Linked DNA regions of Homo sapiens: regions 2, 3 and 4 are each linked to region 1. A link is a contact called in ENCODE Hi-C or POLR2A ChIA-PET data. All regions are on one chromosome and are shown on one strand. The core of a region is the stretch at or near the end of the contact, and the rest is flanking DNA. Distances in the headings are between cores, read along the strand shown.

Region 1 (4,937 bases), core at 184-2,683:
TGGCCAAATTAAGGACTTATAAAAAAATTGTTTGATCTTTTTCAAATTTTAGAACTGAAAATGAAAGATGAAAAATTATTATGAAGATGACTAATTATAAATAAATTACAGTACACACATGCATACATATATAAGAACTCAGGTAGCTGTGGGAGGTTTTAGCCAATTAAAAATTATACAATTATCAGGCTCAGAGCAATTATTTTATCTCCTCCCACAGACCACAGCACAGTGGAGAAGCCCACATGTTGATTTCCAGCCTCTTTCTGTCTGTATTCCTCTCTACCCTGGGCTTCTTTTCAATGCTATTGTTAAAAGTGGTACTGCTCCTCTTATTTGCATATGTGATGCTTTAACAGCAGATAAAATTCTCTACAAAAATGGTGCTTCAAAATAGTGCCTTTCACTAGAGAAAATCACCCAAGGCATACTAAATCAAATAGAAATATAAGTTTTATACAAAGCAAAAAGAGATTCTTTTATAAATGATTTTCAGTTAAAAGCAAAAATCAGCATTATTTGCACAATTTTACCTCTTAAAGGTGAAACTTACTTGTATCAGAATGCTGAAGCATAAAATTACAAATGATTAAAGAACTGAACACATTTTAATATCATGCTTGCTACTCTGTTCACAAGGGCAAAAGATCTTACATGGGCAAAAGATCTTCCTGTGTGTGAAACAAAGTGAGCAAGAGAGAATAATTGTAACTTTCTGCAATTTCAGAATATTCAAAATTCGTGTTCTTCAATTACTTGACCTTAAGATTTTGCCATTTCTTTTATCATTTATTATGTTTATTATGATATTTATTCATTCATAGTCTTTGTTATTTAAGTAAATATGACTAAAAAAATCATCATATCCCTACTAACAGCACTAGCAAAAATGAGAACCAAAAAGGTAAGCTAATAAATGGTGCACTGGCTGTCGAGGGAACTGATTTCTTACGGACGAACTACATCTGTAAATATGGCACTTTACATAAAACATATTCAAATAAAGTAGGGGTTTAATATACTTCCTTTCACTACAAAGGGTTAATCAGCAAGGTTTACATTTGGGAATTTTCAGAATCACGCTCCTCCCTCTCCAGTAGCGCTGCCAAAAATCATCGACAGGAAACGTAAGATTAAGTTTGTCCTACCTAAGCGAACAAAGAGTGCTCTGAACAGGCCACCGGTTTACTGCAGAGCGGGAACTTTTCTAATCCTGCTGGAATCTGCAGTCCTGCTCAGAAAATATCACGGAAAAAAGTTGTTTTCTTTCCTCTAACATCTTGTCTCAGGATCATCTCATTTTGGTCACACTGCAGATCCTGCTGCTTCTCCCATAAAGGTTAACTTAAAGCTCCAAACATAATCATGTGGAAAATGGACATTATTGATTCCTATGGTCCATTGTTCCCCCAACCTAAGTCCCTGAAGTTCAAGTTCAATCTGGAATTACATCATGTCTGGTTTCTCCTGGTTACCAGACGGCTTGAGACGTGACCACAGCTACAGAAAAAACAAACAGCCTTCTTCACGCTTCGGCTCCCCTATCGATTCAAACGTAAACTTTTTTTCTTTCTCTCAAGTACGCTTCAAGTATGGAGCATGGTTAATTTAGAGATTAAGTTCCAAATTAGATTATCTAATGGCATCTTAATGGATTGCTGACCCATTTCCTGTGGGATGGCAGCATGCAAGTCTGGCTGGAATACAATTAATTTCTTAGGAAGTGTTCTGAAGAGTTTGCCTAGATAAAAAGGAAATGTCGTGTTGTACAAATCTTTCTTTATAAATGGAGAAAGTTAGGCAAAACTACGACAAATCCCAACATATTATTCAAAAGCCAGACCACAGATGTTGTGCGTCCGTGAAAACCATATCAAGATCATTTTTAAGAATGGTAATGTTTTTATTTTTGATTTCATAACAGGTGCAAATAATTTTGATGAGAATAGAGTAATTCCTTTAAAAAGAATATTCATATACAAAGACAAAAGTAGTTAGCAGCCCCTTTACCAAACAATGATCATGTGAAATTTTGGTTTTTGCAATTCTCCACCTTGAACCAAAGATTCTTCCATTCATCTACCATATCAGCATTTCTATCATAGTCCCAGAGTGGTGCTAGGGGCCCAGAATGGTGTATAAAAAGTTGAGGATTTGAACACACTTTAGAGCTGACAGCTGAAAAGGAAATTCAGCACTCGGAGAATAAAGCTCCCCCCAGGAACTCCAGGAACAACCCAGCTGTTGTACTGTAGTTATGTGTCAAGATAACAAACTGAGAGCAGGAAATGCTAACCTAGTGAATTCGCGGGGATGTTCTAAGTGTAATGTTGAAATAAAAGTTAACTCTTTATATTACCTAAGGACATACTGCCCTTATCATACGTATGCCACATATATGTGGAGATATACACACACACTACATACACACACACATATAGATGCATACACACACAAACACATATATGTAATACAAACATATGGTTTGCAACCCATTATTGAAAGTTATTTTTTGTTTAAATATTCATTCTTTTGAGAGCATACATTTTACAAAGAAAATGTTATGAACAAAGCAAGGAAAATGGCTGAGGTGAGTGTTATGCAAATTAAGTTACATGGATAAAATGAGAGCTATTACCCCCCCACACTTTTTTTTTCTTTCTTTCTTTTTTCTTTTTTTTTTTTTTTTTTGCCCTCCCTCTCCTGACCAACCAGATCCAAATAACCTTTACTGGCTGCTAAATTTCTCTTGAGAAATCAAGCAACTCTCTAGAATTGCAGTAATAAACGACAATTTCTTAGAAAAACATGTGTAAAGTAACTACAGAATGAAGTATTCAACCCACAGAAAGGAACTGCTAACACATGTAACACGGAAAATAGCTGATAAAAGTCTCTTTGGTGCCATTCAATTATGGCATCCGCAGAAACACAAAAATCCTCCCAATTATTTTAGTAAAATCTTCATTTATTCATTATTTCAGAGGCTGAGCAAATGGTTTGTGTAAACATATCCTTTGGTAACACGCGCATGTTTATTTTAGCCATCTGAAGACTTCTTCTATGTTTACATAAGCCATCAGACACATACAACCACTCACTTGTGGCTTTGCGTTTTCTTGAAAGGGGTGAAGGGAGAGAAGAGAGAATGAAACAATAAATTCAGTTTCTCTTTTGCATAAAGCACTCCCTCTAATGTTTTAAAATAGCTTATGTTTGTATTATTCTTGGATTGTCCTTCAGCTTTCTTTTTCATTCAATTATATTGATCTTTCATATCTGACAGTACAGGCTATATTCTGACTATCACTTTAAGAAAGCCAGCCAGTCAGGGAGTAACTGCTGTATATGTTTATGTCCACATAACTCACATATGCAACAAGGTAATTTGTCCACATGAGACAAAGCACAAACACAACAGTACCTACCTTAAGCAGTTCATCACCTATCATCCTCCTAAGATCTTGAGCCCATTCTGACTATACTAGAAGTGAGCCCTTCACCCAACCAATATTTTACTCTGGGTTAACTGCAGTTCCTGACCTTTCACTTAGGCAGAAAAATTGACTCTCTCAAGGTGCAAGCAACTCCTTTGCACATGTGTGTGCACACACACACAGTTCACAAAACAGTTCACAAAATTTTAAGGTCAAAACAACAAAACATCTTCAGGGTTGTAACCTAATAAGGCTGTGAAAACTTTCCCAAAGAGTCAGCTTTGGTTCCTAAGGGAATGCTTAAGCCTTGGGGTTGCGGGTGGATGGAGGAAATCTTCCAGCTTTGATTATACTTGCACAGCTCCCTTGGCACTGCCATTTTCAGTTCCGACAAGAGCTGCATTTGACATGGAAACACCTCAACAGGGCAATTAGTATAAAGCAGAAAAGAGGGTGACCATGGAAAAGTGATTGTACAAAGAAAGTAATGACAACAAACAACAATCAATCAAAATAAAGCAAAACCAAAACACCCGTTTTGCTTTGTCCTTTTCTACAACAGTCTCCAGGGATTGCCTTTTGTTAAAAGGCATCTACCACAACAAAAATAACCTGTGATATTTTATTTATTCCATCGTGACAAAGGCAAATTATTTAATTCTTTGGATGAACAGACCTATATTTCTTAAATATTTTCAACTTATTCAGATGATTCTAAAGCCATAGCCATGCCCTGAAGATTTTAGATGTCTATTATCTGCCTTAAAAGTGCTAGTGTTACAGACATTTATGACTTTTTTCAAAATTCTTTCAATGTTTTAAAAATAACCACAAGTCATAAACTAAAAAAGATGGATAAAGCTATCATGCCACCGACAAGGGCTATTTGTATTATCAAATATGAACTCTGTTGTGTCCATTTTTGAAAACTACAACAAAGCAAAGCAACCTATGTCATTTGAATTTATTTATTCTGAACTGCATCACACCTAGATTTTAAGAACTGTCAGCATTGGATTCACCACAGCATTTAGCACAGCTCACCATAAAGATTCAATAATATCTGTTCAATGTAGAAATGTGATGGCTGCCATTATCAATTATGTGCTTTCTGAATCAGGATAGAAAGAGAAGAAACAAACCAAGATACTGGCTGGGCATGGTGGCTCATGCCTGTAATCTCAGTACTTTGGGAGGCCAAGGCGAGCAGATCACTTAAGTCAGGAGTTCCAGACCAGCCTGGCCAACATGGTGAAATCCAGTGTGTGCTAAAAATACAAAAGTTAGCCGGGCGTGGCAGTGCACGCCTGTAATCCCAGCTACTCTGGTAGCTGAGGCGTTAAGAATCACTTGAACCTGGGAAGCGGAGGTTGCAGTGAGACAAGATCGTGCCACTGCACTCCAGCCTGGGTGAGGAAGTGAGACTATCTAAAAAATAAAAAACAAAAAAACAAAAAAAACCAAGATACCTTTTAAAGAGCTTTTAGGATCATTAAGACC
Region 2 (5,198 bases), core at 1,762-4,261, 410 kb before region 1:
CCTGAGGGCTGCACAAAGTGCTCTGGGTCAGCACTGGGACTTAGCCATCTCCTTCTGTATTAGTCCATTTTCACACTGATGATAAAGACATACCCAAGACTGGGCAATTTACAAAAGAAAAAGGTTTAATTGGAGTTACAGTTCCATGTGGCTGGGGAAGCCTCACAATCATGGCAGAAGGCAAGGAGGAGCAAGTCACATCTTACATGGATGGCAGCAACCAAAAAGAGCTTGTGCAGGAAAACGCCCCCTTATAATAACCATCAGATCTTGTGATACTTACTGTCATGAGAACAGCATGAAAAAGAACTGCTCCCATGATTCAATTACCTCCCATCAGGTCCCTCCCACAATACGTGTGAATTCAAGATGAGATTTGAGTGGGAATACAGCCAAACCATATCTCCTTTTTTTGGAACAAGTCCTTTCCTTCAGTCAATAACTACATCCTGATTACCTACTATGCTCCAGAAACCCTATTAGGCTCTCTGCAGGGTACAAATAGCTACAGTCTTATCCTCAAACAATATTCAGAATAGCTGTGGAGCCAAGATACACAGAGTCACATGAAAAGATAAGTTAATAATGAAAGGAACTGGTACTTTCTGGCACTCTGGAATGTTCTATGTCTTGATCTAGGTGGTGCTTACACAGGTATCTACATATGTAAAAATTCAATCTACATATTTAAGATTTCTGTACATTTTAAGATTAAAAAGTAAGGCAAGGAATTATTTGTTTTACATGTATATATATCCTCATACAATTCCAAAAATGATTTGAACCTTTTTACAAAGATATGCACAATTACCAGATTGTAAAATAAATAAGGGAGAAAACTGGAGGAAAGAAAAATAAAGACAGGAAATAAAAATAAGCCAAAGTTAATGCTATTACTGCACCCAAGCACCGCCCCCCCAACCCCCGCCAAATACATGACATTAAGTGTCACTTGTTACTTGTGGTGGGCTACAATTCTGGCTCTGAGTCTATGAAAAGAGGGAGATGCCGGGCGCGGTGGCTCACACCTGTAATCCCAGCACTTTGGGAGGCCGAGGTGGGTGGATCACAAGGTCAGGAGATCGAGACCATCCTGGCTAACACAGTGAAACCCCGTCTCTACTAAAAAAAATACAAAAAATTAGCCGGGCATGGTGGTGGATGCCTGTAGTCCCAGCTACTCGGGAGGCTGAGGCAGGAGAATGGCGTGAACCTGGGAGGTGGAGCTTGCAGTGAGCCGAGATCGTGCCACTGCCCTCCAGCCTGGGCTACAGAGCGAGACTCTGTCTCAGAAAAAAAAAAGAGGGAGACATGACTCATGATGATCACAAGATAAAAACAAAATAGCAGCTCAGGAGAAGGCCACCTATTCTTGGTTTTGAGGACTGAGAGACATTTTTCCCCACGGGCCTGCATGAAAAAGACACTGTAAAATATATCAAATCATGTCCCCAATAACATCCATACAATATATTTCACAGTGCTTTTTGCTGGGTTGTTTCTCATAAAGTTTTTTTTTTTTTTTTTAATGTGGGATAGTGGTATAATAGCAGACCACAGTTCAACAAAAGCAATTATACAGGGACTAAAAGGACACAGGCCAGAATATGAAGTGTTATTTGAGTAAAATAGATATTCTCTTAGTTTCAAAGCAGGGGAGTAGAGATGCAATGTAGAGAAATTGAGAAAGCCTTCATTGAAAAGGAGATATTCAGCTGGACCTTGAACAAACATCGGAAGATATCAGATAAACTAACAGGAATGAAGAGGTCACTCAAAGAGGGACAGGTGCAACCAAGAGGTGGAAGAAAGAATATGAAAGAAAATAAGTCATCCAGGCTGGTTTATAATGAAAAAATGGGCAAGAAGACTGAGAAGGTAAGTTGAGACCAGACATTGGAGGTACCATAGGTCAGGCTAAGCAGTTAATTCATCATCTTAGAGATAAACGGTAGAGGGGAGCTGAAGTATTTCAGGCTTCTGGACAGAATAGTATTATGATAAAAGCTATTAATATTTAGGAAGATTCCTCTGACTGTCTTTGGCCAAATAAATTAGAAAAGCAAGTTTTGGGGGGGGTGGGGTGCAAAACAAAAAAGAAAAATTAGAAAAGCAAGAAGGACCCAAGTTAGAAAGCTCTTCCCTAAATTCTCTAGACAATGCCTCTGTGATAGAACTTAGAGGTATCCTATATTTACCTGCACACAGGTTAAGACTGGCTGAAGGTAATTGTTTCTAAGGCCACAATGAAGCCACACCCATAACCACCAGTTAGTTGCCTCTCCTGAGCCATGGTTTAAATTTAGGCTGTGGTTTGAAACAACAACAAAAAACAGCTAAAGAAACCAAGGAGGAAGTTTTGGATCTTTCTCAAAGCAACATGGAAAAGAAGGGAGAGATGGAAAACAAAATATTTTGGAAGGGAGTGGAAAAGATGACCTACTCATGGCACTAAAGGCATACAGGGCAAAGGAATGTGTATGTCTAGAACCAAAGAGCAGGGCTGCTTCTCTGGCGTCTCCAGGGGAAAGGAAAGATGTTATGCAAACCTGTATGAAAGGGGAATCACTTCCTCACATGGCTCAGGCTGTTGTTTACCAGAGTAACATTCGGGCTCCAACTGTCCTTTCTTATAGAGAAAGGCTGTCTCCTGCTGTTTGTGGATCCAAGGCCTGCTGAAAGCTGTTTAGAAGTGCATACCACTCCATGTGCAGCTCCTTCATTCCTTTGCTGTGTTTGCATGCCTCACCGAGCATATTCACTGTCCTATGCCTTGCACAAAACCCTCACGTTCCTTTTTGGAATGCCTCTGTGTCTCTGTGTGTACTTGAATCTCCAGGCCAATGAACATGAGCTTCCTCCTTCTCAGCACCTGAGGAAAGTTTAAACAAATGTAAAGGCATAAAAACCTTTCTTCTGTCCTGATCTAGTTGACTAATAATGTATATATTGTTTTCTGTTTTTGAAAAAACAAGAAAAAAAAAATCTCTCCCTGCCTTTGGAAAAAAGCATGACAAGAGGCTCCACCTGCTGGCCTAGGGGCTTCCAGAAGTTTCAGACCTATTATCTCAGATTGGAAATAACATCCATTCCTACTCTTCCCATTGGTAGTTTTGAAATATAGTGCCATGTCATAGTGTCCATGGACATCACTTGGTTTATGCAGTTCTCCAGCTATTCAAACAGTCTGTAAGCCAAATACTTCTGGTGCCATGAAAAGAGCATTAGACTAAGAGTCAAAAACTCTACAACTCCACCACTTACTATGACAATGACATTGGGAAAATGCTTTTCTCTAATTTTTCAGGTTTTTTTCAACTGTACAACGGGAATTACAAGCCTTTTCCTCTCCATCTTACAGGTTGGTGTTGAGAATCAAATTGAGAACATTAAGGACATGAACAACTTTGTAACTGAAACACCCTGTAGGAACAAACAAGAGCCATGGCTTTTAGCCTAGTGGAGCTTTGCTGTGAAGAACTTTAGGAAATCTCTTCTTGAAAGAAACTTTTCATGTTAGGGTAATTTCTACAAGGTCTTGGATCTTTGCTGACAGAAGGAAATTCTTCAAGTTGCATCCTTAATGTGATTTGCTCTCAATTCATCCTTAGATTGTGATGTTCCTCTACCTCTCCCAGTGTGGGAGTTGGTGGGGATGAAGAAGCCAGGAACTTTGGTAATAAATCAACCCAGAGGGCAGTTCTCCCTCTAAACTTCACATCTCACGTAAGGTAAATGATGAAAAAAAGCCCTTTCGCTTACTTTTGTAATTGGCCCTTTTCCATCCTACTAGCCACATAAATAAGTGGACTGGAAGGGCACCTAGAGATAACATAAAGCAATTCTCACACATGAAGGGCATGGTCTGAGCCTAAGGGACTCATGCAAAGTTAGCCAGCTAGCCAACTGGGCTTACACAGTTTTCAAGCTCACAGATGTCTAGGTCTAAACTTAGCAGAACTTATGAGACTCTGAGTAGCTCTGAGATCGTTACTCACCTTCCTATGACTTTGTTTACTCATTTAAAAATAGATATGGAAAATGATCCTACCTCAAAGGGCCCTAGGGTAGTGTGGGCACAAAAAGTACCTTGCCAAGTTATGACTCTTTATAAATGCGTTTAATTATTATCATTTAATTAGAATTTAGAAGTCTGTATTAAAGCCTAAGTTTTAGGATAGTTTTACATAAATGCAATTAGCTTATTTATATGCATTATGTAAAAAATATATTCATATATATTATAAATACCATATATTATAGAACATATGATATAGATAACATAATATATAACCCATATATATCATATTATAAATATATGTTATATAATATATAATGCATATAATTGTATGCACGTGTATTATAAAATTTTATAGACACTGAAGATATGATTACTATTATGAATATTCTGCTAAAAATTTGAAATAGGAAGCATCTAAATTATTTAAACATTTTAATTAATAAATTTCATTTTGTAGAGCAGTTTTAGGTTCACAGCAAAATTGAGCACAAAGTACAGGGTTTGCATTTACCCTGTCTCCACACTCACACAACTTCCCCTACTGTTACTCTCCTCATAGCACCATCATAATACATTTGTTATGATTGATGAGCCTACATTGACTCATCATCACCCAAAGTCCATGGTTTATATTAGAATTCACTGTTGGTATTGCTCATTCTGTGGGTTTTTGACAACTGTAGAATGACATGTATCTACCATTTTAGTAGCATATCGGATAGTTTCATTGTCCTAAAAATCTGCTGTGCTCTGCCTATTTATCTCTTCCTTCCTCCTAACCTGTGACAACTGCTGATCTTGTTACTGTTTCCAAAGTTTTGCTCTTTCCAAAATTTCATATAGTTGGAATCATACAGTATATGGTCTTTCCAGATTAGTTTCTTTCACTTAGTAATAATCATTTAAGTTTTCTCCATGTCTTTTCAAGGCTTGAAAACTCAATCTTTTTGGTGCATAATATGTCATTGTCTAGATGTACCATCATTTATTGATCTACTCACATACTAAAGGACATCTTGGTTGCTTCCAGCTTTTGACAATTATGAATAAATCTGTTATAATCATCTTGTGCAGGTTTTTGTATGGACAAATCTTTAATTGATTTGGATAAATATCAAGGAGCAAAATTGCTGCATCATGTGGTAAAAGCATGTTTAGTTCTGTAAAATACTGCCAA
Region 3 (5,119 bases), core at 1,605-4,104, 510 kb before region 1:
TGTCTATGACTGGCTTATTTCACTTAGCATAACATTCTCAAGTTTCATCCATGTTGTCACAAATGGCAAGATTTTCTTCTTTTTTTAGGTCTAATGGTATTCCATGGTATATCTAGATATATATCACATTTTCATTATCCATTCATCTGTGGCTGGACATTAGATTGTTTCCATATCTTGGCTATTGTGAATAATGTTGCAATGAACATGGGAGTGCATATATCTCTTCGACAGACTTATTTCGTCTCCTTTGGTTATATACCCACTAGTGGGATTGCTGGATATTATGATAGTCTTATTTTTAGTTTTTTGAGAAACCTCCATACTGTTTTCCATGATGGCTGCATTAATTTACATTCCCAGCCATATTATACAAGGTTTCTCTTATTTATCTTCCGTCTTTTTGATGATAGCCATTCTAACAGGTGTGAGGTGTAAGTTGGTTCACCTTTTTTTTTTTTTTTTTGAGACAGAGGCTCTGTTGCCCAGGCTGGAGTGCAGTGGCACGATCTCGGCTCACTGCAAGCTCTGCCTCCCAGGTTCACGCCATTCTCCTGCTTCAGCCTCCCGAGTAGCTGGGACTACAGGTGCCCGCCACCACGCCCGGCTAATTTCTTTGTATTTTTTTTAGTAGAGACGGGATTTCCCCATGTTAGCCAGGATGGTCTCGAAGGTTGGTTCATCTTAATGAAGGACCGTGATAAGTAATATAGCTATATCCCTGGCTTTTCCAATTTGGGAAGAATCACAGTAATCTGAATCCTAACCAACTGGACCAAAATAAGCCTAGGTTTTCCTCATGGTTTTTTTACCACAGATATTTCTAAGATTCTCCCCAAGAAAATTCATGTCCATTTTTCCTGTCCATTCTTATTGCTTCTTGCCTCTTAGTCTTATATGAATGTGTTGGAGCATGACTACTGTATTTGGGATTCAGCCTTCCCAATCCTCATTTAGTACCCAATAACAGACAATGGAACTGTCTTTTTCTTTCATGGCCATCTCTATCTCTTATCCTCTTACCCACAAAGATAATCCTCCTCAGGATTTCTACTAGGGCAAATTGTCAGAACTCCATAATTAGATATCAGTGTAATTCCCAAAGAATGAGCTCTTTAGTCTTCAATAAACCCACATATATCACTTCAACATTGTAATCTACCTTGGAATTCACACACTAGAATGAGGTCAACATATATCCCTACATCCTTATGCTGTCTCGTGTACAATGCTATAGCAAGGATAACAGATACAATTTCTAATAATAAAGAATAAATTTCAGAGCAATTGACTCTAAATCCATATTTAGGAAAGAGACCATTTTCAGAATAAAACTTAGACTTCTACCATCAACCCCTTACCTGCTGACTTCGGCATAAGTCACACTGCGAGACACTTGACCCTTTGGAGACCCATCCACCCTCAAAAAAGATCTGGCAAAGAGTTCTGGCTGTCACTTCTGCATATGGTGCCCAGTCGACAAAATATGTTTAAATGCACTGCTTGCCTCTATGTGATAAAAGACATTTTGGCACAAGACTTTATAGAAAATTGGGTACCAATTAGGCCTTGGAAATTCATGACCATCAAGAAGGGCAAATTCTGCTCTTTCAAAACATTAGCTCCTCGCTATTTATTTGCCAATGGATTGGGCATTTCAAGACTAGACAAATGACAAACATATACTGCAACAGCTCAAATGTGTATTGTCTTTTTGTATACACTGTTGTTATTTGACATTTTTAAAAAAACAATTAAGAAATTCAGGTCACATGAATAGGTTGGATACTTTCTGCAGTTGAACTAGTTTGTTACTTATTTCTATTTAGAAGGCTAGGAATGGAAAAGAGTAGCATTAGAATTGTGAACATTTCTGGGAGAGTTAGAGAGGGCCCTAACCTATTCAGTTGTTATCCCTACAGGAAGACAGATCTAATGTAGGGGCTGGCAAACTCATGGCCCACAGATCAAATGGACTTTGCTGTTTCTGTAAGTAAAGTTTTATTGGAACATACCCTGCCCATTCATTTCCATGCTGTCTATGGCTGCTTCCACACTAAAATAGCAGAGGTAAGTTGTTGCTACAGAGACGGTATGGGCCACAAACCTTAAAATATTCAGCCCTTTATAGAGAAAGTTTGCTGACCACTGATCTAGTTTAGAGCTATCTTTCTTGTGAAAATATTTTATAAACTCTCTAGTAAAGTTGGAGATAAATATATACTTCTATGAGAAGAAGCTAACACTTAGAGATTAGATTATCTTACTAAATTCATTCTACTAAAGTCAAAATGAGGATCTGTAAAGACTTCAAGTGTTGCCTGTGTATGTGCTGATGGGATAGTTGATTTTTCTCATCTCAGTCTGTTGGGACACAGTTGCCCCAAGGAAATGCTCTTAGTTTCAGTCATACTAAAAGTGAAAACATAAGGCCCACTGCCTGCTAATCACGTTGCATAAAAAAAAAAGAGAGAGAGAGAAAAAAACCTTTAAAACAAGAGACCGTTTTCCTCTGATCATCTTCCTCTTTAAGTGGATTGTTTGAGAGATATTAAAATAACCGAAGCAGCCTGGAGAATCCAACTTAAAAAACACATAAACCCAGCGTGCTTAAAGTTCAAAAGGTCTATTGCATAGTCACTATTAATCTCTCTATACATATTTTATTTAACCTTCTGTAAATATTGTCATTGTAAAGTGCTTTGGACAGGCTAATGCACTGGGATGTTTTGCTAATGGAAACAGAGACAATAATGCAGAAAGCAATCACAAGACGGGAAGAGGAGGAGGCAGATGAAGGAAAGAGCAGACTGAAAGCAGAGCCCAGGTTGTCTGGGAGAGGTGAGGCCAGGACACTGCGTGGAGCTGACTTCTTCATTAGTAGAGGCTGGAGCCATGCCAGAGCATTCCAAAGGACTACACTCGACTTTAGGAGCCCATCAATTCCCCCTCCCCATTCTCCTTCTCTCTTTCTTTCGGTGAGCTTTAAAAGAGCATAATGTTACTTCCCCCCCACATTATAATGTACTGCTTTCCATTGGAAAATCAGTATGTAAAACTGGCAAATATCTTTTAGTTCTGGATAATCAGAGAGTAACTTTCCATTTAGTCATCTACAGTGTTTGTTAATGAGAGTTGAAGCTTTGAAGCTCTTCCTGTTTTTATGATTTTGTTCCTCCATGGTGTGTGTAATTGGTTGTTCTAAAGGATGTGGTATCCATCTTCCTACTTCCTGTCATTCCTAAACAGCATCACAAGGCTACTTCCTCAAGGGTGCTGGGGATACCGTTTTCCTGTTTCATTTCAAGAGCAACACCACCATTGCTTGAACTGGTAAAGCATTTGCTTCCTTCTCTCTCTCCTTTTTTTTTTTTTCCCTCTCCTCCATCTTCGTCTTTTTCTCTCCCTTACTCTTTTGTTGTTGTTGTTGTGTTTCCCACACCAAAACACTGCCTCCAGGACTGCCTAAGTCCACGTTGGCGGGCTCCCGTTTGTGGTGCAGGTGTGCAGAGCCCTCCTCCGTGTCGTCGCCACAGCAACCCGGGGCTCTAATCTGCTGAATATGAATAGAAGAAACAGAAAGAGAAAAGCCATCCACCCCCTTCTGCTCCATCCATGAGTCCAAAAGAGGGATACCGTCTCCAAGCATTCCTGATAGTCCCCCAGCCATCGCCCAGGCAACAGTCACAGGGAACTGGCACGGCCTGCGGTGAGAAAGCAGTCCCTGTCTCAAGATCAGACCTCCTCCTCCTCTGTCTCCTCCTCCTCCTCCTCCGCTCCTCCCACCCTGGGTCCCCTATAGGCCCCTACAAACCTCCATCCCACTTCTGGTCTCCTTGCCCCACACCCTCCAGCCAGTGGGTCATTAAATCACAGACAAGGCAGAGTGTGGGGGGAGTATATGTCATATTTTTCTTCTAATGGTGCTGAAACAGTACTCTTGTGTGTATGTGCATGTACGCGTGTGCACATATATTCATATATGTGTGCATGCATGTATATGTGTGTTTATTTTAGGAGATTTTCATCCTAGTTACCTTTCAGATGAGCTGTGTTTATGAGCTGGAGAGGACGAGTTGGACAGAGAATTTTTCCTTATCGAAGCTAGTAGTTTGAAAAAACAGTCCTTTGCAGGTTCCACGACTTCAACTGTTTCTGGGCTGGAGGAGGTTTTTCAGAGCCCTTTGCTCTCTAGTGCCCATATCCAGCAGTGAAAGCTCTCATTTGTCTCCCCACCATCATGTTGATGCAGCTGGGTTTGACACTGCTTACCTCAGCATTTTTTTTTTTTTGGTTGAAAGACAGAAGGCTTCCTTGTGATCCCAGCCTTTTCCTATCAAATGACACTCAGCCATGGTTTGGGTGACTTATTTACTGGCAGCGGACCAGTAAAAACAAAAATGAACGTTCACAACTAATAAATCCTTGAGCTTAGATAGCTACAGCAACAGTGGTGGGATTACATCAAAATGTTCAGCCTGATACCACGGGGCTCCCAGGCAGTGTGGAACCTAATAAGTCAGGGGTAGGAAAAGGGGGTAAAACAAGACAAGGAACAGAGAAATTTTTTATACTCTGGGTCGAAGGCACACTCAGAAACTTTGAATGATATCATGTGCTTTCTTGGTTGGGGACTTTAAAAATGGGGAGCAGGGTACACTGTATTTGAGTCATTGGAATGGGAGGCAGCTATGCTTGCCACCTTTTTCTTTTATTCTTGGAAATTAAACCACACACATCTTCAGCATGATGAAGGAGGCCAGTCTAGATGGACTGGACAGCAAAATCACAGCTTTCTCAGCTGCACTGAAAGGAACTATTTTTATAGAGGACATGAGGTCAAGAATGTTTAGCAAACAAAATTGAATGTCATCTACTCCTAGATAATTCTCCAAGGACCTTCCTCCTCCCAGGCCCTTACTGAAAGTGAGGGCATCTCTTTCAGGCTAGTATGATAATATTTTTATTTGTCTTGGAATTGATCTTTTGGACAGAAGCACATTTTTTTTTCATTAGTATAAATTCAGAAAAATCCAACCACAAATCCATTGACTCTAGCTAATGTTTTCTCGCTTACTCCCTCTATGACTTCCTCTAGTTCAATAAGTAACTATACTTT
Region 4 (4,884 bases), core at 1,848-4,347, 390 kb before region 1:
ATAGAGAGCTATGCTCCTATAATCACAATCTACAAGTAGATATTTCTCTAATGCTAAAATGTTGCCTTACTTTCCACATATTTCCAGAAGCCCTGATCTCTACATTTCTGAATCTAAAAAGATCCATGATTCATCATGTCTAGAAATGGCTGGTCAAATATTCCTCACTCATCACAGACTACTGTAACTCTTTAAAAGGAATATTAACAATGATGGCTCCTCCCTCTCTCTTCCAATTGTGACCATTTCCACCTCATACTGCAGCACTTTCATACTACATTGTAATTAGTATTTGATCTATCTGTGCTACCTGTCTACTTTGAGGTCTTTGCCAGTCTATTCACCCTTGTGTCTCTAGCACCAATCACAGTTTCCAGCATAAAATATGTATTCTATTAATATTTATTAAATGAATAATACATCTGATGAGCACTAAACTTGGTTAAGCACAATGCTTGATTTAATCACACAATAATATTTTGAAATAGGTATTATTATCCTTCCTAATTTAGAGACCACAGCACTAAGTCTCAGAGGACTGCTGCCTTTGCAAGTTGATCTGTCACAGGTGGCAAAGATGGGATTTTAAGTCAGGTTTGTTTGGCTCAGTGATGTGCTAATAAAGGTTTAACAACCAGCTTTCCAGGAATCAAAAGCCCTTCTTTGTAGCATGTGCCAATAACTATGGTGTAAATTTTAAGCTACCAAGGTAACATCGGTGGGTTTGCAACATTCCTGAAATTTAACATTTGGCTACAAACTGACTTCATAATACCACTGGTTAGACTGCAAATGTGGGCTATTTCCAGCTTAGCCAACGCTGGTAGTCAGGTTCCTGTCTTAGTGACTTAGGATCCTAGCAATTGCTGCAGCACAGTCATCCACTATAACCTTTGACTGCTGATAATCTCTGTATTCCAGACTGTTTTGCAGCTGGTCACATGACTGACAAGTCCATTCATCAGGAATGTTCTTCCTTCACCCGAGGCCAGCCATCCACTTCAGCTTTTAGACATGAATTAAGCAGAACAGAGGTTTTTAAAGTAAATGCTTTAAGATATGCTAGTCTTCTGATTTCCCCCAACCCTAAAAAATAATTGGACAAAAGCAATACCCTGTTGGGTTGAGAATTTATAAGGGAGGGCTTCTTTGAGATGTACAGTTGTTTTGAGACTGAAATGGCAGTCGATAAGTTGTGTTCGTGTTGAAATAACAATGTAATTATGTGAAGCTGCTTATCTTTAGTATCTTCAGGCAGAAAAAATGTTTAGAAAACCTCACTGAGTCCCCAAAGTTTTCCAGGGATTGTCTGAGACGCCTTGGAATGCTAGCAGAATCCACACAGGCTGATTAGAGGGGAAGCTTTCAGCACTCTTAAAAACTCTCACGTTATTTTCTCCCTTGGGAAGCTGCTGAAGAACATGTTGTATTGGGAGTGCAAAGCCGCTAGGTCAATGGAATCATTTCTTTGTGACTTGGGGATTTCTCAGAGCCAGCAATGTTATCCAAGCTTCATCCCTGTGACTGAGGAGAATTGCATCAGCTGCTCACGGGATACCAGATCTCAGTACGACATCTATTTAAGCAATGCCCTGCATGGCAGATGTCAGAGTGCAGTTACTGGATGCACGTGTGACTGAGTACAGTGAAGCCTGGTTTATTCTCTTGGGCTTACTAGCAAGTTTCAAAAAATATTTGGAAAAAAAGTTGTGTTACAGTAATATGACTGTCAGGAAGAAAATTAGAATTATCTTTGTGTCCTATGTGTATAAAAGTTAGTTGTATGTGGTTCTTTGTGCATATTTGTAAAAATGCATGTGACATAGATGCAAAAAAGATAGGCAGTAGTGAACAGGTGTCTTCAGCTTAATGTCAAGCAACAATTTTTGTCCCAGCTCTGCTTCTATCTAACTCTGTGTCTTGAAATCACCACTTAGTGTTTCTTGTCCTTAATTATCTTGAATAGAAACACAGGGGTTTGAAATCTATGGAGTCATTTCCTTCTTTTTTAAAAATTCCTAGGTTACAGGAAATGAAATTAAGCAACAATCTTATTTCAAAAGCATCTTGAACAAGAAAACTTTCAAAAGAAATAAATGAATGATATTCAAATAATAGTATTTTTTAGAAAAAGTATTAATTTAGGATTTAAGAAAAACTCTGGTGATTTTTTTCCTTTTGGCCAAGGCTATATCCACATACATCTGGATAAAAGTGAAAAAGAAAATATGCCAATCACCCAGATGGTTCTAAGTGTTTGATATCTGTCATCATGCAGGCCAAACACCTGGGTGATTGTGTTCATTTTCACCCTTCAGCCAGATGTTTTGAAACCACGGAGGTATGTCTTACATAAAAAAAAATTAAGCAGAATGGGGTGCAGTAAGAGGTAGAAAAAGAAGAAAATCAGCAATTTTTGAGCACCTACTCCCTGTCAGACACTTTCTTTCGTATTTTAATCCTCATAAGAACTCCATGAGGCATTATCTCCAACTTATAGATAAGGAAACTGAGGCTTGGAAATCTAAATTATTTGCCAATGTCACATATCTAAGAAGTAGTAAAGCTAGGATTTGAATTCTGTATTATAGAAAAAAATATTAGAAATAAATGCAATTAAGTTACAGGTAATGAAATTAGAGCTGAGAAAGAGTGCCTGCGTAAATAACACATACATGTAGATATTGAAACAGACGTAACTACTGCTACTGTTATTCATCTTAAGAACTTTTTACTCCAAGTCTATAACAAATGCCCATAGAAGGAGTAAGCAAAACCAGCCTAGAAGAACTGGCCCACTGTTGGACAGGTCTCTTGGTTGTGCCATGTATTTCTTTGGCTCCAACCACGTAGTAAAATTGAACACAATTGTCTCATTAATTGTTTTACCTCCCTTAAGTTAGGAATCTTGGATGATTTTGTAAAACTACCTAGTTTATTATACAAGTGTATGTAGAATAGCGTGCAAATATATGTGTGATGATTTACTAGGAAGAAGATTCTGAATATTTGATTTTATAACTCATTGTAAATAACCTGGGGGGTAAACTTCCCTGTATACAGCAGAAGGCAAGTTGGCCCATCCCAAGGTTCTCAACAATGGCTTTATCTTTGGGGAAATAATGAATCAGACTATTCCTCCATTATATGCCAAGAAACATAAGTTCCTGAGCCCACATGGAAAGGGAACTGAAAGCACCCTTTGCACGACTCTGCTTATATGGTAATACTGCTGACTCACATCCAGGGCAAAAATGCCCTGCTCTTACCCAGACAGCAAGCACAGGAGAAGAGAATAACTCTTATGAGGTTACTTTACCTGGCTTCCCCACTGTTTTGTAACAATGCAGGTATGTCTTACATTAAAAAAATTAAGCAGAATGGGATGCAGTAAGACAAAAGATGATCCTGAAGATGATCATGGGTCTTGAATATGATTGTGATGGGAGGTCTGGTCCTAAGTTTACTTACCCCAGTTGCTGACCTGCAAGTTAGAGCACTGGGAAGAACATTCACTTTTTAAGTAAATATAAGGATGAGAATTTACAGAGTAAGGAAATGGGGTCGAAGGAGGGCAGATGAGTGTATAAATGTTAGTTCCAGAATATGAAGGAACGGGTTGGAGATAATGCATTCTTTGGAAATAGCAAATGCTGTTGAAGCTTTTCAAAAAAGGAAATAAATCATAAAAGAATTTGGAATGCTTTTTATGGGTTGAAGTAGAAGAAAATTGAACATCAATATGATTCTGGAAAGAAATTTTGTGTCACTGCATTATTTAAATGTTAGGGGAAAATGATCAAAGCAGCCAACATTCAAAAAGGAATAATCTCTTTGGAAAACTTAATACACACATATCTGCAAATATTTAGGGGACAAGGAAAGACTATGGAGGAAATTTTGTGTCTATATAGTTAGACATTTTCTGATCTAGACCTACCCGGAGGCATATGCTGAAAACCTTCAATGTTTAAGCTCAGTTCTTCCCTGAACCATTTCAAACCAAATCTGAGCATTCTTTTAGAAGTCCCATTCTCTCTAGTAGGTGGAGTCTTGAATTTTTTTTCACATTCTAATATTGGTATCTGATATGCCTGCCTGGGGTTGTCCTAAGATAGTAAGAAAAATGACTGCAATGTATTAAGCACTGTGTTTGTGCTAGGTATTCTGCTAAGTACTTTACATACGTTATATTACTTAAATGTCACAGCAGCCCTCTAAGATAAGCATTGCTAGTTCTATTACAAATAAGGGAAAGCTCCAAGTAACTCTTTTTTTTTATTATTATACTTTAAGTTTTAGGGTACGTGTGCACAATGTGCAGGTTAGTTACATATGTATACATGTGCCATGCTGGTGTGCTGCACCCACTAACTCGTCATCTAGCATTAGGTATATCTCCCAATGCTATCCCTCCCCCCTCCCCCCACCCCACAACAGTCCCCAGAGTGTGATGTTCCCCTTCTGTTCCCCTTCCTGTGTCCATGTGTTCTCATTGTTCAATTCCCACCTATGAGTGAGAATATGCAGTGTTTGGTTTTTTGTTCTTGTGAGAGTTTACTGAGAATGATGACTTCCAATTTCATCCATGTCCCTACAAAGGACATGAGCTCATCATTTTTTATGGCTGCATAGTATTCCATTGTGTATATGTGCCGCATTTTCTTAATCCAGTCTATCATTGTTGGACATTTGGGTTGGTTCCAAGTCTTTGCTATTGTGAATAGTGCCTCAATAAACATACGTGTGCATGTGTCTTTATAGCAGCATGATTTATAGTCCTTTGGGTATATACCCAGTAATGGGATGGCTGGGTCAAATGGAATTTCTAGTTGTAGATCCCTGAGGAATCGCCACACTGATTTGCACAATGGTTGAACTAGT

Evidence for each region. A loop is a pair of places that touch in the nucleus more often than their neighbours do. ChIA-PET counts read pairs that join two places held with the same protein, here RNA polymerase II (POLR2A). Pooled maps may share reads with other maps.
Region 2: a map of Right ventricle myocardium inferior shows a loop between it and region 1 (2.3-fold over the local background). The contact joins two enhancer-like sites. A Hi-C loop is called at or near these places in 3 of 168 maps with a recorded cell type or tissue (Panc1, Right ventricle myocardium inferior and cardiac septum). POLR2A ChIA-PET finds 5 or more read pairs at or near these places in 1 of 52 experiments (MCF 10A).
Region 3: a map of Right ventricle myocardium inferior shows a loop between it and region 1 (2.3-fold over the local background). The contact joins two enhancer-like sites. A Hi-C loop is called at or near these places in 3 of 168 maps with a recorded cell type or tissue (Right ventricle myocardium inferior, ascending aorta and endothelial cell of umbilical vein) and 4 of 50 pooled maps.
Region 4: a loop to region 1 is called in a map of endothelial cell of umbilical vein, with 10 times the contacts of the local background. The contact joins two enhancer-like sites. A Hi-C loop is called at or near these places in 2 of 168 maps with a recorded cell type or tissue (chondrocyte and endothelial cell of umbilical vein) and 2 of 50 pooled maps. POLR2A ChIA-PET finds 5 or more read pairs at or near these places in 1 of 52 experiments (MCF 10A).

Annotation. Positions count from the first base shown.
Region 1 is chr9:14,095,203-14,100,139 of GRCh38, forward strand. All of the region lies in intron 10 of NFIB (nuclear factor I B), which reads right to left. Among named protein-coding and RNA genes, the nearest start is that of LINC00583, 170 kb to the left of the region's middle. Within about 2 kb of position 1,434, at least 13 of the 41 ENCODE cell types and tissues checked have a DNase peak (open chromatin) inside an H3K27ac peak, as active enhancers do; they include endothelial cell of umbilical vein, where a contact is called at or near this core.
Region 2 is chr9:13,686,165-13,691,362 of GRCh38, forward strand. No RefSeq gene overlaps it. Among named protein-coding and RNA genes, the nearest start is that of LINC00583, 240 kb to the right of the region's middle. RefSeq lists an enhancer at 2,362-2,902. Within about 2 kb of position 3,012, at least 4 of the 41 ENCODE cell types and tissues checked have a DNase peak (open chromatin) inside an H3K27ac peak, as active enhancers do.
Region 3 is chr9:13,584,077-13,589,195 of GRCh38, forward strand. No RefSeq gene overlaps it. Among named protein-coding and RNA genes, the nearest start is that of LINC01235, 160 kb to the left of the region's middle. Within about 2 kb of position 2,855, at least 4 of the 41 ENCODE cell types and tissues checked have a DNase peak (open chromatin) inside an H3K27ac peak, as active enhancers do; they include endothelial cell of umbilical vein, where a contact is called at or near this core.
Region 4 is chr9:13,704,659-13,709,542 of GRCh38, forward strand. No RefSeq gene overlaps it. Among named protein-coding and RNA genes, the nearest start is that of LINC00583, 220 kb to the right of the region's middle. Within about 2 kb of position 3,098, at least 8 of the 41 ENCODE cell types and tissues checked have a DNase peak (open chromatin) inside an H3K27ac peak, as active enhancers do; they include endothelial cell of umbilical vein, where a contact is called at or near this core.